Linked DNA regions of Homo sapiens: region 1 is linked to region 2. The links are chromatin contacts, found by Hi-C or POLR2A ChIA-PET in ENCODE. All regions are on one chromosome and are shown on one strand. The core of a region is the stretch at or near the end of the contact, and the rest is flanking DNA. Distances in the headings are between cores, read along the strand shown. Region 1 overlaps LOC124907762 (a long non-coding RNA gene). Region 2 overlaps PRKCE (protein kinase C epsilon).

The links. Hi-C counts contacts between places; a loop is a spot of excess contacts on that map. ChIA-PET counts read pairs that join two places held with the same protein, here RNA polymerase II (POLR2A). Pooled maps may share reads with other maps.
Region 1: a pooled map shows a loop between it and region 2 (8-fold over the local background). The contact joins two enhancer-like sites. A Hi-C loop is called at or near these places in 1 of 50 pooled maps. POLR2A ChIA-PET finds 5 or more read pairs at or near these places in 2 of 52 experiments (HCT116 and MCF 10A).

The regions. Positions count from the first base shown.
Region 1 is chr2:46,405,667-46,411,413 of GRCh38, forward strand. It overlaps LOC124907762 (a long non-coding RNA gene), which reads right to left. Exons shown (of 2, transcript XR_007086306.1): 1 at 3,743-5,747; 2 at 68-559. Among named protein-coding and RNA genes, the nearest start is that of LINC01820, 14 kb to the left of the region's middle. RefSeq lists an enhancer at 3,200-3,774. Within about 2 kb of position 3,590, at least 21 of the 41 ENCODE cell types and tissues checked have a DNase peak (open chromatin) inside an H3K27ac peak, as active enhancers do.
Region 2 is chr2:45,959,964-45,966,167 of GRCh38, forward strand. All of the region lies in intron 2 of PRKCE (protein kinase C epsilon), which reads left to right. LOC124907761 (a long non-coding RNA gene) reads left to right here. Exons shown (of 2, transcript XR_007086305.1): 1 at 1-3,488; 2 at 4,922-5,866. Among named protein-coding and RNA genes, the nearest start is that of PRKCE-AS1, 290 kb to the left of the region's middle. RefSeq lists enhancers at 127-421, 3,471-4,670 and a silencer at 4,287-4,581. Within about 2 kb of position 4,433, at least 16 of the 41 ENCODE cell types and tissues checked have a DNase peak (open chromatin) inside an H3K27ac peak, as active enhancers do.

The sequences.
Region 1 (5,747 bases), core at 2,340-4,839, 440 kb after region 2:
CCAGCCACGCAGGGAGACAGGCGCCTCCCCAGGGAACTCCCCAAGTTGCAACACTCCGGCACAGGACCCATGTTGGAACAGTTTAATGCCACCTAAAACCAAAACAACAGCAGGCACATGCATCCAACATTTACCTCCTGAAAAATTACCAAGTAATATGCAAATACTTTCTTCTTCCCCACACCTGCCTCATCATCACATGAAGATCAAGCAGGGGTTGGGTAAGTCAGGGTCAGGGCAGGGTTGAGGAAGAGGAAAGGGAGAGACCAGGTGGGGGTGACATGGCTTACAGAGATCCCTGGGAGATACTACTTAAAAAAGAAGTTTAAGTTACCAGTGGTTTTGCATCTGGGCAAAGTCATTTTGACACAACCACACCAAAATGGCTACATGTAAGCGGCTGAAATATTCCAGAGCCCTCTCTGAGCCTCAGCTTCCATAAGCAGTGTCGGGTAGAGGCTGCAAGAAGCATCTGGGAACGAAACATGTCACAGGCTTCAATTCCTCCAGAAGCTGAGAGACAGAGGCGGGGGACACATCCACTCGGTGGAACAGAAAACTGAAACGAAGAGACACGTCCTAAATTTTCAGTGACTGGCGTTAGAGTTACCAGACTTTCTGGGGTGGACACTTGATGGGTAAAATGATTCCTGACTCAGTTTCCTTCTCTGCGTAGTGGACACGATACCCCAGCTCCTAGGCTTTCAGGACTCGGTGGAACCAGGTGTGCCATTTGCCAGGCCTAGCACCAGCACAAGACCTTCAGCAGTAGCTCCCTCCTGCCCCACTGCCACTCCTGCCCACACCCCTGATATCCGGGCCATCAGACTGAGAGGTGCTCTCTGGATGCTGTGGGAAGTTAGCAGCAGCCTCACAATGCCCCTCCTGGGTCCATCTCCTTTATCCTGTGTATGGATTGGTTACAGTCATGGGGACAGGGTGGCCACTTGTTCTGCATTTGGATTCCTTGTTACTCTTTTCATCATTTGAATTGGGAAGCAAGGGGCTGTGGTTACAGAAGGACATCCCAACAGGATGCACTGTTGGTGTGTCTCCTGCCCTTACCCCCAACACCTTTCTGCACTCTCCCTTCCTCCCCCAGCTGGGCAAGAGCATTAAGGTGTGATCTGACTCACTAAGCTGCCTTCTCCCAAACAAAAGAGAGCCAGAGCTTTTCCCCAGCCCACTGGCAACGGTATGGCTCCTCTACCATCAACAAACCTAATCAAGAACTGACCATCAGGAGTTCGAGACCAGCTTGGCCAACCTGGTGAAACCTTGTCTCTACTAAAAACACAAAAAATTAGCTAGGTGTGGTGGCAGACACCTGTAATCCCAGCTACTCTGCAGGCTGAGGCAGGAGAATCGCTTGAACCCGGGAGGTGGAAGTTGCAGTGAGCCGAGATCGCGTCACTATACTCCAGCCTGGGCAACAAGCACAAAGCTCTGTCAGGAAGGAAGGAAGGGAGGGAGGGAAAAGAATTGACCATATACACATGAGCCTTGTGCAAGCGAGGAGGCTTCCAGCAAAGGAAGAGAGTGAGGGTGGGTGAGGCTTCAGGAAGGAGGCAAGTCTTAGGTAAGTCTTGGAAATGGAGGGCCAAAGGTTGATGGAAGCAAGAAGGCATTCTGACAAGTCCTACAGATGACATTTCATTCACCAGCTCTTTTGGTGTAACAAACGTCTATTGGGCACCTACCAGGTGCCAAGCACTGTGGGCCATGGGGATGTGAGAATGAACAGAACACGGTCCTTGCCCTCCAGAGGTTCGCCGGAAAAAGCACTGTGACTAACACATGTTGTGGCAAAGCAACAGTAGTCACCAGCACCAAAGGGGAGGCACCAAACAGTGCCTGGGGAGGCCAGGTGGGCATCAGTGGGAGGGCAGTGCCTACGAGGGGCTTGAGACATAGCGTAGCAGTCAGGCGCAGGTTCTAGCACTGGCTGCATGGGTTTGCACCCAGGCTCTGCCAGTTACTAATTCTATGAGCTTGGTCAACTTACCAACCTCTCTGTGCCTCAGTTTCCTCATTTATAAATGGTACCCACTTCAAGAGGTTGTTGAAAAGATTATATGAATACATGTAAATCACAGTTAGTACAGTGTCTGGCTACTGGGTCTGTAAATGTATTTAAGATTGTCTTTCATGCAATTTACCTAACAAATGTGCACATGTACCCTACACCTAAAAGTCAAAAGAATTTAAATTTAAATTTAAAAAAGATTATTGTCTTGATGGCAAAGCAGGCATCTAGCAGGTAAAGAAGGATACAGGAAAGGTGTAAAGCAGAAAGCAGGAACAGCACGAACAAAGGCAAGGAGACGGAAGCGTGGGCCGTGGTTTGGCATGGCTGCTACAGGGGAGTGTGTGGTGAGAATTAAGCCAGAAGGGTGAGCAAAGCCCAGGTCTCGCCAGGCTGCGCACACCTTGGAGGTTGTGGACTTGATTCTGGAGTTGATAGCGAGCTCCTCCGCCTTTTTGTAATGATCGGATTGGGCCGTTGTATTAGGATTGTATCAGATTTGGGGACTGCATCATGCAGCTGGCTCAGGAGCTAGGAACTCACTACTACAGAAAAGAGAGAAAGAGGCCCTAAACTAACACAGGGCCGCAGGAATGCAGAGGCAGCAAGGACTGCGGCCTAGAGATGACTAGATATGGGCACGGGCAGGACACAGGGTGGCCTGGGTGAACCACTGAGCCACAAACCAGGACCGGGGAGACTGCAGCATGAGCAGGTTTGGGGCTGGAGAAGAGAGACAATAAAATAATAGGTGCTAGGCCAAGATCTAGGAACTTTATATGAATTATTTCATTTAAATCCCACATGGGGGGACCTTTGAGAAGGGCACAGCTATTATCCATATCTATAGATGAGAAAACTGAAGCGTAGTGTGATTGAAAACCCTGTAAGAATCAGAGCTGTGATGTGGTTTTCAGAGCCTGCATCCTCATTTCTGGGCCCCACGCTGACTTGGAGACACCTGAGGGCAGAGGCTGGGCATCTGGGGCTGGGCAGAGGCTGGGCATCTGGGGCTAGGCAGAGAGGCCTGGGCTGGAAGCTCTCTGTCGAGCCACAGGAGAGATAAGACTGAGATTGGCAGGGAGTGTGAGAGAGTGAGGAAGAAGGCAAGGCCGGACCACGAAGAAAGGGGCTGTCACAGAGGGTGATGGGTAGGCAGAAGTCCAGCCAGCCAGGAACCCATCCCAACCCCGGGATCCAGCAGGAGCCTTCCTCAGCCCTCTCCCCAGCCCACAGGGAAGGAGTCCAGCCCTAAAACTTGGCCTTTTGCCTACCTGCCCTGCCCACAGAGCACACACAGGCGGCCTGGCCCTCCTCCCGCGCCTAGAGCTGGTTGCACAACCACCTGAGCTGGTGAGGCAAGGATAGCGTTCCCTTCCTCCCCAAGAGGAGTCCAGAGGCAAGGGTTAAAAGGATTAGGCTCAGCTTTGGGAAACAAAACCAACTCTAAGTGGAAAAACACCAGCCCTCGCTGGGCTATTGTGAGGCGCAGTCATGGTTCCCAGTCCATATGTGGACAGGGCCTAGGATCTGTTGACAAAAGTGACTCAGGCGTTTACCTCAGGCCCAACGCCCGCTGGCCCAGGTCCCGTCTGGGTGTGTCATTGGCTCAAGTGAGGTCCCATGAATACACACACACACACACACACACACACACACACACACACACACACTCTGGAGCCAACTCTCTGAGTTACCCAATCCCAGCCAATTCACCTGAAGCACCTGGCATTTCTTTCATCACCCAACAGGTCATTGTGCTGAGCTGTCAGTGCAGAGGAGGCTTAGCTGGCTCCATCATTCACATCACAAGCTTCATAAATTCCTGAGGAGAGTGCCAAAGGCCGAGATTGCTGCAGCACTTTCACTGGGGGAAGAGGAGAGGCTAAGCAGGCAGGTGGTCAGGGAGAGCCAACAGAGGGAGAAATTCCAGCCTCCGCTTACTCCCCCTCTGTCACTTGGTTCCACCACATGTAGCGGCAGTGTCTGGCCCCAGTGTGCTGAGAGAAAAAAGAGAAAACACACACAGAGAAGTGGGGATCACAGAACATGGAATGTGTGTCCTCAAGGGCCCTTCCAGACCTTTAATTAGTGTGGCTCTCTCATTTACAGATGAAGAAACCATTTGTCAGACATTCAGCGGGTGAAGGACAAACAAGAGACAGAATCCAGGGCCTTCAACGTCCTCTCAGTGCTCTTGCCCCTACATCACACAGACTCCAGACAAGCAGGACTGGAAGAGGCTAAGATGACCACGAGCCTGACCCCACACCTGCTACTGGAGAGACCCACAGCCTCCTCATCTGGGCTCTTCTGGCCACATGGCACAGCCTGGTGGGGTAGGTTTTACTCATTGTGGCATCTCTGGTACCTGGGGCACAGTAGGTTCTCAGAAAATGTTGCATGAGTTAATCTAATGGAATACCAGTTTATCCCATATGGAAGTATGCTAGCCGCTTTTTTGGAAGCCACGAGAAATTTAAAGCAGACTTTAAAAAAAAAAATCATGTATCACTTCGCTTCAGCCTGACAAGATTTTTTCTGGCTGGACAAGAATTCTTGACAAACCTGCATTTAGGCAGGTAAGTTCCCCTTGTGGCATACCTGAATTGCTCTCTCTCTCTCCCGCAAGCAGGTGCCCAGGAAGCAGGAGATGGAGGTAGGTGAGACAAGGCTTTCCCAGCTAGCCGTGGTGGTGGGAACACCATGATCAGCTTCCCCACGACATACCCAGCAAACAGGAATCTTAATGAAACTACCAGAGCTGCCCGAGGCACATGCCCTGCTCCTCTCATCTTTGGCACAGCTGAGCATGTGTTGGCCAATAGCCTATGCTGTACCCAGAACGGGTGCCCAGGATCAAGTGGAACCTTCCTGGTCAGCTGGGAAGACAAATGCTGAGAACGTTTCTTTACCAAACATTCCTGAGTACCTCTTCAGGGCCAGCCCTGATCCAGGCCCTGAGGATACAGATGTGAAGGTATATAGGCCTGCTTCTGCTCTCATGGGGCTCAGAACCCTTCTTACTGTTCCAGAAACACAAGGGCAGCTGTGTTGATGTAGCCACGCTGGCCCCATTAGATGAAGTTGGACAGAGGGATGGATGAATGAATGCACGTGGTGAAGAGGGGAGGTTCAGGGCCTTGCTGAAAAAGATGAATATTAAAAAGCAAGTTAAGAGATAACAATGCTTGAGAATCATCAGAGCAAACACTCGCTGAGCCTTTCCAGTGTGCCAGGCCCTGTGTGGAGTCCTTATATGTCTTTATTCACTTAATCCCTTACCTATGCTGAGGCCATTAACTGTTATCATCCCCATAAGAAAACTGAGCCCAGAGAGGTTGCTAAACTCACAGAAGTCACACAGCTGGGAAGTGGCAAGTGAGAACTGGAACCAGGCACCAGGGCCCTGGTGCTCAAATGACCAGCTGGCATGCTTCATAGCTCCCTTCAGAGGCTTCTAGCCGTGTTAAAGCTTTGAACTGAATGAATCAGGTGGGATCATACATGAGTTGACAAAAGGGTGGTAACACCAAGGGACCTCAGAGGGTGACGCTGCTTTGGCATTTCTTAGCAAATTTACCATGATCAGAGTCTGGCCTTAACTGACCAGGAAGAGGACTCCGTCATTCATGCAGAGATGAAAATACTTATTAGTAATCAACTGATGCTGATCCAATGCAGAAGAGAGCTATAAAATCCCATCTAAATGCATTCATTT
Region 2 (6,204 bases), core at 3,183-5,682:
CTTGTCAGACCCCATATACATTTAAAAGAAATTGGCCTCTCCTCTTCCTATCTGCTAATCATTTTTCACATCGTTTTTTCATTTACAGCATTTGGGAAGGAAAGTTCACTTAAAAAATCTTTAGACCACCTGTTAGAGAAATACAAACAGAATGCTTGTTTTCTGGGATAAAGGGGGGAAAACCTCCATTTCATATTTTTTAATGTGTGTGGTATGGTGGAAAAGACATGAACTTTGGAACCGGTCTGGCCTTGGGACCAAATCGAACTCCACCACTTAATAACTATGTACACCTAGATGAGTCACTTGGATTTTCTTAGTGCCGGTTTCCTCATTGTGTGGTGGAGGTAGTGATACTAATCGTGTAGAATCCTTTCGAGAAATAGAGAAAATATGTTTTAATCACCTGCTATACCATAAATCAGTGTTCCCCAACCTTTTGGTACCAGGGACTGGTTTCATGGAAGACAGTTTTTCCACTGATGGGCAGGGAGTGGTGTGGGGGGCAGAAGGGGAAGGGCATTAGATTCTCATAAGAAGCCCCCAACCTAGATCCCTCACGTGTGCAGTTTACAATAGGGTTCCCGCTCCTATGAGAATCTAATGCTGCTGCTGGTCTGACAGGAGGTGGAGCTCAGGCAATAATGCTTGCCCACCCACCAATCACCTCCTGCTGTGCAGCCAGGTTCCTAACAGGCCACAGACCAGTACTGTGGTCCCCTGGGGATTGGGGGCCCCTGCTGTAAATGGTGCCTATTATTTCTAACATCCCGTTTTCAGTGGATTTTATCTTTTGCTTTAGAGATGCCAAGCACCCATCAGCCTTTGACTGAAAAATTCCCCAAATTTAGCTCCTGCCTCACTCTCCTTGCAGTTCCTACAATCCTTTCTGCCCCCCAGTTTTCCTACCTGCCCAGCACAACCTCTCCAAAAAGGATCTGAGATTCACCTATGTTGAACTTATAATGGCCCTCGCAGAGGCTTTCTGTTTCAACAGGGTTGAAAGCCTGGCACTAAGGAGTAAAGCAAACACAGAGGGGCTGGAAGCAAGAGGGATCACTTTATTTTTTAGAATACCAGGACTTTAGCGTCTCTGAATTCCCAGCTCTCAGGAGCTAAGTCAGCCTTACTCACTTATACACAGGCCCTGGTTTCCATGTGATAGTGATTCTAATATAAGCTGACCTATCATAGCATTGATCCTTCCTCTGCTTCTCTCCATAGGCAGGAGTGTGTAACACCAAGTACAGTAGTCACAATACCTACCTCCTTTCCCCCCCCGATTTGGTTGAGCAGTGAACAAGTCTCAGAGTTAAAAACATTTTTCCTTGCAATGTTTACCCTGACTTTCTCCTGCTTTACCTATTACCTCTTGAATGAAGTATCTACTGCTATATAACAAGTTATCTCAAATTCAGCAGCTGAAGATAGTAATCAAGATTTATTGTGTCATTCATTTTCCGTGAGTCGGTTTCTGTAACCCCATAGCCTTTAGGGCTGCAATGCCTATGGCACTAAAAGTCTTGTTATTTGTTTGAGGGGGGAATGTCCCATTTCACTTGGCACATTTCACACCCTTTCCATGTTCACCAAGTAGCACCTGGGGACAGGCAGAGACCCCATTTAGACTTTCAGTTCAGGAGCAGCTTTAGCTGAGGAGCCAGGCTTGTTAGCATTTCAGAGGTGTAGCAGCCTGCCTTGGCCAGGGCAGTGCTACTCCATTGCCAGGATTCTTTTTTTTTTTTCTTTGAGACGGAGTTTCACTTTTGTTGTCCGGGCTGGAGTGCAATGGTGTGATCTTGGCTCACTGCAACCTCTGCCTCCCGGGTTCAAGCGATTCTCCTGCCTGAGCTTCCTGAGTAGCTGGGATTACAGGCATGTGCCGCGAAGCCCAGCTAATTTTGTATTTTTAGTAGAGACGGGGTTTCTCCATGTTGGTCAGGCTGGTCTCGAAATCCCGACCTCAGGTGATCCACCTGCCTCGGCCTGGCAAAGTGCTGGGATTACAGGCGTGAACCACCGCGCCCGGCTGCCAGGGATTCTTAAGACTGTGGTAGACCTCAACCCCAGCCTCGCCTTTGCTACCTGTTCCCAGGTACTGCTTAAACCAAAACCTACTGAAAAGGCAAGTGGGTGACTAGCGTATGCAGGGCTTAGATTTTTGGATTAGGAAAGTGACACTTTCTTTAAGTAAAGACACAACTCTTGGGCTTTCCTGAGGTCAGCAAGGTGTAGGATGGAAGGTGAATTTTAGGAAAGAAGTTGGGTAATGTAGAACCATTCCTACTTTCCCCCCAGGGCCCTAAAGAATGTATACCTATAAGAAATCTGGCTGAGATTTAAGGCAGGGCCTGTGGCCAGTAATATTTACCTTCTAGACAAAGATAACTCACTCATTTGAGGAATTTGGTCGCTACTTTTACTTCATTAGCACCAAGGACTGAGCTAACTGGATCTCCCTTAAGCATCTGTGGCCTCAGAATTTTTTCTCAGGTTCATTAAACTGAAAACGCCCACCACCCCCCTTCCTTTTTTGTTCCCCTCTTGGCAGTTTTCATTTTCTCCAAATGGAAGTTTATAGATATGCAGCTCAGCATTTAGCTGATGTTTCTCTTGGTTGCAGAGCTATTAGAAATAGACTTTTTTCCTCACACAGTGACTATTCTTTTCCCAACATTCTCATATCACTATAGAAGACAGCTCCGGGGGAGAGAGGAGTTGCCAAGCCTTAAGGCCCGAATAACTGGGAATCTGGCAAATTTCCTGGACTATGATGTCCCCTGGCCTGGGAGAAGTGCCAGCAGCGGGGGTGTCAGGGAGAGGCACTGTGCTGTGTGCATGTGCGTGTCAGAGCTCCTGAGCCCTGAAGGAGCATGAGTTCGATTCTGGGATGCTTTCAGTTATTAAAAGCATTATTGCTTTTGACCTTCTCATCCCTCTCTCCATGTGCAGAGTTTTGGTCAGTCTCAGTGGAACATAAAAACTGGTAAGAAAAAGTTTAATTGAAGCAGGTTTTTGAAGCCAAAGGAAAAGATATAAGTTCCACAAGAGCTGTGGCCATTATAGCTGTTTCTGTGGAAAGACTTGGGGCTTGTTCACCTATATGAAGCTTCCTAAGGGACGTCTATCTCCCAGTGCCCTGCCGTGGGGACTAGATGGGCCTGGGTCGATAGAAGGGAGGATGGAAGGAAGGCAAGCTCGTTTCCTGATCAGTAGGAACCAAAAAACCAGGGAGAGTAGATTGTGTTATGTAAAATGAGTCCCTCTGCTTTCTGGGAACATGTGGGGTTCATTTAGGTAATTACCAGCTCAGACTGGGTGGCATAATAATCATCTTTACTTGTTTTTATTTATTTATTTTTTTAGACCGAGTCTTGCTCTATTGCCCAACATGGAGTGTGGTGGCGTGATCTCGGCTCACTGCAACCTCTGCCTCCCTGGTTCAAGCAACTCTCCTGCCTCAGCCTCCCGAGTAGCTGGGATTACAGGTGTGCGCCACCACGCCCGGCTAATTTTTGTGTTTTTACTAGAGACAGGGTTTCGCCATGTTGGCCAGGCTGGTCTAGAACTCCTGACCTCAGGTGATCCGCCCACCTTGGCCTTCCGAAGTACTGAGATTACAGGCATGAGCTACCGCGCCCGGCCATCTTTACCTCTTTTATCCTCTGTCTTTCTCCATTTCCTTTGCCTTACCATTCTTTCATTGCCTTTTATCTCCATTTTATCTTCAGATTCCCTGAAATTCTTCCTTCCCAGGTCATCTAATCAGAATACCCACCTGGTCAGCATTCTGGGCGCCCTGCCGGGACTCCAGATCTCTTGGGAAAGACCATTATTTTTCTTTTTAATTCTGACTTTAAAATTAGCAAGTGCTCAAAACTGCCTTAGTAAAGAAGGAGTTTGAGGAACTAAAAAGTTGGCTCACTGCGGTAGTCTGGGAAATTGTGCAGGCACGTACCTTTGAGAAGCTCTGTGGAGCCCAAGGTGAGGTAGCTGGGAGCCTTGTGACGTCGAAGGGTGTGATCTTGAGTTCACTTTGCTTTAGTCTCATGAATGTGGCCTGCCACTGACTGGGTGATGTGGAATGGCTGCTACGAACAGCACTGGAAGGGTGTGGGTTTTTCAATAAATAACCCCATAGCCTTTAGGGTTGCAGTGCCTATGGCATTAAAAGGCTTGTTATTTGTTCGAGGGAGGAATGTCCCACTCTACTCGGCACATTCACACCCTTTCCATGTTCACCAACCAGCACCTGGGGACAGGCAGAGACCCTACTAAGACTTTTAATCCTGCTGTCCACAGGCCCGTTTTAATACAGCATTTTAGAAGCATGAGCAGTGGCCAGAACCTGGCCTCATGGAACGTGAGCTCCATTGTGCTCAGGTGCCCGAGAATGCAGCAATTGCTCAGTTTCCTGTGATTCATCTCAGATCATCACTGGCACCAACAGGGATTCTGGTCCCACCCTTGGCTGGTGCCCCACTTGGCAGATTTCCCAGGCTGGGAGCACTCTTTGAGCTTTCAGCAGGTCTGCCTGGAGGCTTTTTGCTCTGTGGTTTCCTCCTGGAAGTAGTAATTTTTACTGGGTACCAGAAGCATGCAGTAAAGTTCCACCATGACTGTAATATGTAACTGTGAATGGATGGAGGAGGGAATGAACGAATGGGCGAATGAATGAATGAATGAATATAGACTAGAGGCTAGCAGGCTTCCTGCTTAAGTGAAATCACTGCTCCTCGGTGCTTCTTTGTGTTCAACACAGTGTGCTTGGCATCAGAAACCATGGGGCAGTGAGATTGGGGTTTGGCATCTTCTTTTCTCACATTATCTGTCAATCACCATGTTTTGACTCAGTTTACTCTAATGCTGCTGTGCCTACCGTATCAAAGTCTGAGATTTTCACTTTTTTTTTCCTATGTAGTGAACACTAGCTGCAGTTTTGTTTTCATACCTGGACAGAGCATAAATCCTGCCATGAACACAGCAAAGATCATTCAGAAAGTGAAGAGGAAGGAGAAACAACGGTTCATGTTAAACTTGAGATGCTAATCTTGAAATGCCACCCGTTCTCTTCTGATTAGATTACATGCAGAATAAAACATGCAGGCAATCTCAAACCTCTCCTCTCAGACGTTTCTGATTCTTATTGTGTGCCTCTCTGGGAAGATACAGATAGCATCGAATAATCTCTCTGAGGGAATTAGTTGCTGTTTCCTCTTTCCTGTTTTGAACAAATTTTCTTTAATGCATTGTGTGAGTACACATGTAGAACATATTCTTTGACATCACATAAATATTTACACAATATTTAAAACTCACTGTCATGAAGTATTTATTTCACTTGCAAACATTATCATCTATTGTTCTATGGAAAATTACAAAATAAAAGGCACGGCTGCTTTGATTTTTAGTACCTGGTTTTGTTTGTTTTGTTTTCTTTCCATTGACCTTGCATATTTACCAGTGAATTTATAAAGTCAAAACAGAGCATTATTGAAAGGGAAAATTAAGTAGACTCCCCAGAGATTGAGAGGTAAAGTTTGCACCCTAGCTTCTGTGAGGAGCACCTCCCAGTCATAATCACTGTACTCTGGACTATCATGGCAATTTCTTGCTTTGTTAGCAGAGACCTGTCTATTAAGGACCAAATCCAGAATATCTGAGAACAAAATTGAGGGAGTAGCCATGGGTTATCCCTTTGTGCCTAGAACATTGCCTGGAATCCAGTGTCCACATGATAAACATTTTTAGGATGAATAGCTTATTATATACCCTTGCAGAAATTTTCCATCCACAGTCTTGCTTATATGCGTTTGAGTGTATTCTTTTTTTCTCATTTTATACAAATAAATACACACTATCGACATGTTTCTTAGTTTTCTTTTTCTGCTTAGTTTCTTGGTGGGCTTAGCATAGCTGCTTTGTTAAACCGCTGCATTACGTTCCATTATGTGGGTGTGCCATGACTTAATCAGTCCCCCTCAGCTTTCTTTTCTAAGTATCTAGGTGAGAGCAAGGGCAGATGTGTGGGGAGGTGGGTGATCAGCAGCTGACAGGAAACTTCTACACACACAGTTGGGTACAAGTGGGACTAGGCTATTTTGCCATCCTTGGGAGGCGTGGATGGCTGGGCCAGGGTGGGAAATCCCAAACTGACATTTACTGTTGGCTGCATGGCCTTTCACAAGACAGTTATTTAACCTC